Linked DNA regions of Homo sapiens: region 1 is linked to region 2. Evidence: read pairs that join two places in POLR2A ChIA-PET (ENCODE). Cell type or tissue: PC-9. All regions are shown on one strand. Links, peaks and the distances in the headings refer to the core of each region. The heading gives the core; the rest is flanking DNA.

What was found. ChIA-PET counts read pairs that join two places held together with the same protein. Peaks named below come from ENCODE experiments on the same cell type or tissue, not always from the same donor. Only the 100,000 strongest peaks of a DNase experiment are listed, where the experiment ranks them.
Region 1: POLR2A ChIA-PET joins it to region 2 with 7 read pairs; 5 of 35 experiments call an interaction of 5 or more read pairs at or near these places.

The regions. Positions count from the first base shown.
Region 1 is chr4:143,422,322-143,426,722 of GRCh38, forward strand. All of the region lies in intron 2 of GAB1 (GRB2 associated binding protein 1), which reads left to right. It also overlaps the pseudogene RPSAP36. Among named protein-coding and RNA genes, the nearest start is that of MIR3139, 81 kb to the left of the region's middle. In PC-9, for the core only: no CTCF peak of the experiment used is centred there; no DNase peak of the experiment used is centred there.
Region 2 is chr4:143,344,419-143,348,819 of GRCh38, forward strand. All of the region lies in intron 1 of GAB1 (GRB2 associated binding protein 1), which reads left to right. Among named protein-coding and RNA genes, the nearest start is that of MIR3139, 3.2 kb to the left of the region's middle. In PC-9, for the core only: no CTCF peak of the experiment used is centred there; a DNase peak (open chromatin) is centred at 2,013; H3K4me3 peaks cover 1,746 bases.

The DNA.
Region 1 (4,401 bases), core at 219-4,218, 78 kb after region 2:
TACACTAGAAACCAAAAAAATTATTCTATCAGTAGATATAGCCCATCTTCAGAGAAAATAAATGTATTTGGTCTCCTGAAAAGAACATGGGGATCACCACAGTTTTATTATTATATGCTCAGATACAGTAATTTAGTGGTTACAAACTCAAAGAGCCTATCACATCAAGTTTGAAACGTTCTACCTTACCAATAAGAAAGAGTAGAATTGTTTCCTAGGGCTTCAACTCTTCTACCATTTGGGGTTTCTTTAAGTAATTATTTTGAATGTTTAGAGGCATTGTCTTGGCACCCCAACTTTTGTGAGGGATACTAACACAAGGGTATTATGGTTTCAAATAGGATAAACTGTGCATTAGGCTAGGGGTCATGTGGGCCAGTTTATTATTTGTGGATTTCATCACATGATAATCTACTCTTCACTGGAAGCTTGTTCACTGAAAGGCTTTCCCTAGCAGTACTTAATAGCTTCCTAAGTAAATTTCAATTAGGAGTTTGCTCCAGCAGCTTATTAGCCTTTAATGGATGTTAATTATACTCTTCATGCCTTCTGATTTAAGAAATGGGAAATAATTTTACACACATAAGCAAACCCTAAACTAATGTTTAGTTCTTAGAAGCTTGATACCAGCATTACTTAGAAAGAGCAGTAAGTCAGAAACTCAAGGCAGAAAGCAAAATGGTCTATTCTATTACTGGTACAGTAGTATAGAATAGAGGCAAATCACAAGTCTTTATAAAGTAGAACAGAAGTTTATTTTTTCAGACCAGTTGCTTAGCTTTGGTCAGAAATGCAATGTTCGAGAATATTTACACACAGTGCAATGCTTGTATTAAAATATGCAGAGCTGAGTACATAGTCAAATTAACATGAGTAAAATAATCCCAAAGACTACAACTTTGAAGATAGTGCATTGTCTGAGCCAAAGTAGTGAAGTAGTTCCCTCTTCCCTTTTAAAGTCCTTTGTATGTTAATGTGGTTTGGAGTGGTTGGGGTTTCTTTAATGGCTGTTTAAAGGTCTTTTCATGATCTTGCTAGCAAACATAATGAAAGTTTTTCTGTAGTTATTGCCTCTTAGAAGTGTGTAAGTCTTCAGCTGGGCACGGTGGCTCACGCCAGTAATCCCAGCACTTTGGGAGGCTGAGGCATGTGGATGATGAGGTCAGGAGATCGAGACCATCCTGGCTAACACAGTGAAACCCCATCTCTACTAAAAATACAAAAAAATTAGCCAGGCGTTGGTGGTAGGTGCCTGTCATCCTGGCTAACACAGTGAAACCCCATCTCTACTAAAAATACAAAAAAATTAGCCAGGCGTGGTGGCAGGTGCCTGTAGTCCCAGCTACTCGGGAGGCTGAGGCAGGAGAATGGCGTGAACCCGGGAGGCGGAGCTTGCAATGAGCCAGATCGCGCCACTGCACTCCAGCCTGGGCAACAAAGCGAGACTCCATCTCAAAAAAAAAAAAAAGTGTATATATATATATATATATATATATATATATATATATATATATATGTCTTCACGTGCTATGAAAAGGATATTTTTTTTTTAAAAAAAAGGAAACTTTGAATCTCTGTCCTCTTTTCAGAAAATTGAGAGGATCTTGCAGGTATAAAGAGGGTAAGACACTTCTGTCATTTACAGGTGGGAGAAGTGGAAGGTTAAAAATGAGATGGTCCTATTGTGTTAATAAAACAAAGTCAGACAAACGTAATTGCCTGGCTAGGTGATTTTCTTTTCTACTCAGTGCATTTAGTGTATAGCCATGAAGTTTAAAAAAAGTGTTAAAAGTGTATCTGTAAAAACAACCACCTGAAAAAGTTATTTTAGTAGTTGCAGTGAAAAGCTAGAATTCATACTGTTTCATATAGGGAAGTATTTCCAGTGAGTAGTGTTTTTTGGTCAGAACTAAAAATTGAGCTGGTTTATTCCATTTTACCATGCCTGTACTGTAGAGGAAAGGGGAAGTATATGGAATACACTTGTGAATACAGTGTGTAGGATACATTAACAGTTTTCTGAGTGGGCTGCTCTTTTTTCCTCAATACTGTATATATTTTTCTTAAGCTCTTCTTTAAAAGATAAATATTTTTCATACTTCTCTTAAATCCTCAAGGATTAACTCTGAGTCACCATTTGTGGTATTTTAAATCCTTTTAAATAAATCTCTGTATTTGCAACTGAATCAAAACAGTAAAACATTTCACAGGGTAGGATCTGATGACCATTTTATAATCAACATTTTTAGATACCACAAGAGGTACTTATGAGCATCCACTGAAATTATGGCATTATGTCATATAAATATCCAAAAATTCATTTTTTTATTCTTATGTTTATATATAAGAAAGAAAAGGCTGGGCACGGTGGCTCCCTGTAATCCCAGCACTTTGAGAGGCCGAGGCAGATGGATCACTAAGTCAGGAGATTGAGATCATCCTGGCCAACATGGTGAAACCCTGTCTCTACTAAAAATACAAAAGTTAGCTGGGCGTGGTGGCGTGTGCCTGTAGTCCCAGCTACTCGGGAGGCTGAGGCAGGAGAATCACTTGAACCAGGGAGTTGGAGGTTGCAGTGAGCCAAGATTGTTTCACTGCACTCCAGCCTGGTGGCAGAGCGAGACTCCGACTTTAAAAAAAGAAAAAAAAAGGCCTTTCTGTGCTACCCACAGAGGGGTCCATACGGCGTTGTTCTGGATTCCCGTTGTAACTTAAAGGGAAACTTTCACAATGTCCAGAGCCCTTGATGTCCTGCAAATGAAGGAGGATGTCCTTAAGTTCCTTGCAGCAGGAACCCACTTAGGTGGCACCAGTCTTGACTTCCAGATGGAATAGTACATCTCTAAAAGGAAAAGTGATGGCATCTACATTATAAATCTGAAGAGGACCTGGGAGAAGCTTCTGCTGGCAGCTCATGCCATTGTTGCCGTTGAAAACCCTGCAGATGTCAGTGTTATATCCTCCAGGAATACTGGCCAGAGAGCCATGCTGAAGTTTGCTGCTGCCACTGGAGCCAATCCAATTGCTGGTCACTTCACTCCTGGAACCTTCAGATGCAGACAGCCTTCTGGGAGCCATGGCTTCTTGTGGTTACTGACCCCAGGGCTGAAGACCAGCCTCTCATAGAGAGAGGCATCTTATGTTAACCTACCTACCATTGCTCTGTGTAACACAGATTCTCCTCTGTGCCATGTGGACATTGCCATCCCATGCAACAACAAGGGAGCTCACTCCGTGGGTTTGATGTGGATGCTGGCTCGGGAAGTTCTGCGCGTGCGTGGCACCATTTCCCGTGAACATCCATGGGAGGTCATGCCTGAACTCTACTTCTACAGAGATCCTGAAGTGATTAAAAAAGAAGAGCAGGCTGCTACTGAAAAGGCAGTGACCAAGGAGGAATTTCAGTGTGAATGGACTGCTCCAGCTCCTGAGTTCACTGCTACTCAGCCTGAGGTTGCACACTGATCTGAAGGCATGCAGGTGCCTTCTGTGCCTCTTCAGCAGTTCCCTTCTGAAGACTGGAGCACTCAGCCTGCCATAGAAGACTGGTCTGCAGCTCCCACTGCTCAGGCCACTGAATGGGTAGGAGCAACCACTGGAAGGTCTTAAGCTGTTCTTGCACGGGTTCTTAAGCAACATGGAAAATAAACATCAGTATCTAAATAAAAAAAATTTTAAAAATTACAAAAAAAGAAAAAATTAACTCCAGGTATAAGGTGTTAGAGTTTGTTAGATGAGCTATGAAGACTTGACATTACATGGAGTATAGTAAAGATAAAAAGTTAGAGGTTGGTTCACCTTCTATTTACTCAGGCCAGATTCTCTAACAGAATATTTTTGAACTTGATTCATCTAGGAGTGCTCAGAGTTTTTGAGGAGCAAATCCCAAAACTGCACATGCAGGTGAATGGGTCTTAACAGATTTGGAAGTGCCCCTTGCCTTAATTTCTTCTGACTTGACACAAAGTCTGTAATTCCAGCACTTTGGGAGACTGAGGCTGGAGGATCTCTTGAACCCAGGAGTTTGAGACCAGCCTGGGCAACATGGTGAGACACTGTCTCAACAAAAAGTTTAAAAAATTAACCAGATGTGGTAGTGTGTGCCTGTAGCCCCAGCTACGTAGGAGGGGAGGATTGCTTGAGCCCAGGAGTTCCAGGCTGCAGTAAGCTAAGATGGTGCCACTGCACTCCAGCCTGGGCACAGAGGGAGACCTTGTCTCAAAAAATAAAAATAAATAAATAATAAAACAAACAGAGCGCTCAGTGAGTGTCTGCCCTGTGAATGAAACATTTTTTCAGCATCTGCAATGTGTAATGCACAATGCATAGGAGTTCTGATCCTTTCTTGTTTGTTATTGGGAACCACAATTAGAGATAAACTGTCATATTTAGCCATATTAA
Region 2 (4,401 bases), core at 164-4,163:
GAAGTCACGATCTTTCTGTGACTCCTTTTATCTCAGTCTGCCAACTAATACAGAAAACTTATCAAGTCACAGTTCTCTTTATTCTCCCCTCTTGGGGTATAACACACATAAAATTAGCATTCTTTCTTTTTTATATTACCCCTGGCAAAAAGTGGCCCATTGTACTGTGGATTTCCATATTTATTAAATAACTAGGCTCTTCCGTTGCCAGTGGGATGGCTATAGGAGCCTCAATAAATTGTAGATGACAATTTAGGCCTGTAGAATTGCTGAGAAAAGTCATTTTTAGGAACTGGAATTTTTTGCTCATTCTAGGCTTCTATGTTTGAGCATCTTAAATAATAGAAGAATGCCCTAACTGGAAAAAAGAATCATTTCTCTTTTAAGCAATTCACTTATTCATAGGAGCGAAGTTCTCCCTAGTTTAAAAGGTCGCATTACTGAATAAAGTACACTATAACCTAAGAGCTTTTGACCTTCTCCCAGCCCGTTTTTAAAAAGAATTAAGACTATGCACTGTAATGCATGTTTGGTTGTTATCTCTGTTACATTAGCTCTTGAAGCATTCTGATTACAACTTGTAGCTGCCAAGCCCTGTCCTGCAGTATTATCTGGAACAAAAATTTTCCATGTGGTTGTTTTTAGCAGAGCTACTATATGCAAACTGCACGTGAAGGATATAAGTTATAAAGGAATAGAGCTTCTAGAAGGAGAAATGTGAGTTAACTTTTTTCTACCATTTAATCATTCTTTCCTCACCTCTTAGTGTGTGTTTCAATAATGTTTATCATCTTTCTAAACTGAGTTTTCTTTTATTTTTATATATTAGAAAGAATGCCAAATTTACCAAGTGCTTTTCTGATGGTGGTTTTCTTTTCTCCCAGCTTTTTACTTTGAATTCATACTTGGCCTAGGTAGTTCTCTTAAGTTATGTGTTCAAAAAACAATGTCCTAAGAGGAAAAAACAAATGGCCACATTGTCTCATGAATTAAAAACAACATACCAAGAGTCCAAACATTTCAATGTAAAAATATTAAGCCTTTCTTTTTTTAGGAAGACAAATATTAAACTTTGCTTTAACTATCCTGTTGTTTTTCCTTTCCCTTTTTTATTTATTTTCTTTTGGTTTGACTCATGTAGTTTAAATTTATTTTGAAAACAGCTTTATACATACTTCTTTAAGAATACTGCACGTAGGGGAAAGCATCAAACTTCCATTTTACATTTCAAGAGAAAAGTGAGAGGAGGCCATCCTCCTGTCAGAAGAGGGGCAAAATGTCAAATAATACCAAGGTCTTCTAACTTACTTTTACATTGCTTGGTTATTTATCATTATTGCCTAGAGATATTTAGCTATTTAAACATGAAATAAGCAGGTAAATGTAATTTAAGTTAAGCAAGTTTCACATTTGCTTTTGTGAAACGAAATCCTGGACATAAGCATTGGAAGAACTCAACTCATTTTGTTGTAGTTTTTGTTTTAAATAGAAAATAGAGACAGGGTCTCTACATTCCCCAGGCTGGTCTTGAACTCCTGGCCCCAAGTGATCTCTTGCCTCGTTGTAGTTTTTATTGTTGTATTTAACTCATTAGCCAGCCAGTTGTTGTAACATTTTATTTGCTAACTTTTTAAATGAGAGGAAGGTAAAAGCACTCTGTGCCATAGTTCCCTACTCTCTCTTTTCCTATTCATTTCTGCTTCTCTGTGATATAAGCCTAGACATCAAAAATCACAAAATATTTGTGTCCCAATCTTTACACACACATTCTTTCACGAAACTTTTCTCTAAAAAGAGAGTGTTAATTTGTGTCACTCTTACTTAGTAATCAAGAATAGAAATAATAATGTTCCAACTAGCATGTAGATGTTTTTCTCTCCTGAAATGCAGCTTTTAGTTACTGCTGTATTGGGAAATGTGGTTAGGCCACTTTCTGACTGGCAGAACTCCTCCCTGAGATGACTACCTGATGAAAGAATTACCTGCCTGTGTGCCTTCCCAGTTCCAGTCCTTAGCACATTCCCATCACTGCTGTGGCCAGAGTTGGAGTTGCCAAGACTAAGGTGCTGGTGGAGGGATGACTCCTTGATTATCGAGAGAGAAGTGCTTTAATCTTTGACTTTTGTAAGAGAGATACTAGGTAAAAGCTACCTTCAGCGTTTTGAATTCCAGTGCTGTTGTGTAGAGCTTGATGAGGAACGATTACCTCATTCAGCTAGGGAGGTATTTTTTGAACCCTCTACCCTCTGGCAAAGTTATAATTGACCCCAAAGTTATGTAGGATTATTTACTTTACATGTTCTTGACAGTTTCAGGTTTAAATGTTTGAAGTGTTGAGAAAAGGTAAAAGGAAATATTGAACTCCTAATAATGTAAAATATTTGGGAAGGTACTTTGTTCCTAGTGATGCTGTTACATAAAACCAAAGCCTTCTGAGTAATCTTTGCTGGGTATGTAGGTCATTTACCTCCAAAGAAAAAGGCACACAATTAAACTGGTGCTGTTGAACGGTATTATTTTTCTTTCTATTCCTTTAAGCAGTCAAATAGTTGAGAGTCAAATTTATAAATGTTGACTGTTTCAAATGGGAAAAGCAAGCGTAATATATTTTTCTAGTTGATTTTCATAGTGACCCACAGTATACAGAGAAAAAGGTATATACACAGGAATCTGTGAAAATTATGGCTTCATTTATCATTCTTCGGTGTTTGTAATAGGATATTAATTTCCAGAGGACAGAGATGGCATTTGTTCTCTTGTCTCAAATATACAGTATGGTGCCTTGCATATACTCTTGAACAGCACAATCAAATAATTGTAGAATTTTGAGCCTAAAATTGTAAATTCTCTTGTCCAATGTTTCTTAACCTTTTCTAACCCACTCCTCTCTCATGTATTGTTTGAGTGTCCTTTGGCTTTTAATCCAGTTTTACTTTCTATGATTTGCATTACAAAAACAATAGCTATATTGAAACTTTTTTCTAATTACACATATCTCCTTCTCCACCAGTCAAGAATCCAACCCACTCCTTTTACAGGGAATGAAAATAAGCCTAAGGGAGGTGAATTGATTAGTCCAAAGTCATATTACTTAACCAGTTGTTCTGTTGGGGTCCATCTCTCCCCTCCCAGATAAAATCCTTTCCGTCAGAGTGAATGCCCACATGAACAGGGCACTGTGAAGAATGCAAAAGAAGAGGACCAAGTGAACACTGTTTTCACCTTTGAGAGCTGTGTGCTGCTAGGGGACATAGGTTGCACTTAGTTCTACAAATTACATCATGATCAGTGATGTGTGAGACATTCTGGTAGAAGAATCCAGCAGAGAGGTTAATTCAGGTACTCTGTGAAGGCTTAATGAAGGTGGCAAGAGGCATTTCACCAGCACCTTAAAAGATGGATTCAGTTTTCAAAGATGAGGCTGGAGTAAGATCTGATTTCTGTTTCTCCTTTTCCCAGCCAGACTCTTGCATTGTTGTTTACATTTGGCTCTTCCTCTTTTTCACCTGCTGTTCATTTCATAATGGAATACAGCTGGGTCCTTTTTCCATCACCCTTATTTAAACACCAGTCTCTGATGTTCCTAAGTGTTGGAGTTCTTGAGGGTTCCAGTGCTAGCCCTGGTTGGTCTCCTCCTCTTTTCATCTTTGTTAGTTGGTTCTTCATCTGTTGTGAAATCGTGAACTCCTTTGAAAATTTGAGGCTCCCAGTTCCCATAAGAACTCTTACTAACTTATACACAAACATTATTATAATCTTGGATGTTTTCTGACCTTTAAAGCTCATCTATGGCTCTTAACACCTAGTTAAATGCCCTGAATTATATGTTGATAATTTGAGTACTCTTTCTCAGCCCATTTCTCATTCCAGATCTATGGCTCTAATGGTTTAAATCCAAAACTGCTTATATAGCCCACAGCAACTCAGAGTCAGAATGCCCACAGCAGATCTTATCATCCTTTCCCTTAAACCTGGTCCTCTTGGCTGTTCCTTGTACAGTGGCTCAGCCAGAAGGTTTTCTTTGACTTTTCTCTCTCTCTCATTCTCCACACCCAGTGACCAAACCCTGTCGGTTTTACCTTCCAAGTATCTTGATTTATTGGCCACTCTTGCCTAGGCGATATTTGCCTTTCTTCTGGATTGCTGCAATAGCCAGTTGCAGTTGCTGCTCTCTGCCTCCTCTTGGGCCCCTCTTAGCTGTCTTATCAAGGCAGCCAGAGTGACTTTTCTGAAATACCAATCTGATAATGCCATTCCATAGCTCGAAGCTGTTCTGCCGCGCTCTTTTGCTCTTCGGAGTGCCTCTGCCTCTTCCCTTGGCTTGCATGGCCCTTTATGTGGCAGCAGCACATCCATCCAGTAGTGTTTGTTGCTTCCTTCTCCACTCAGTCTCTCCCCTTC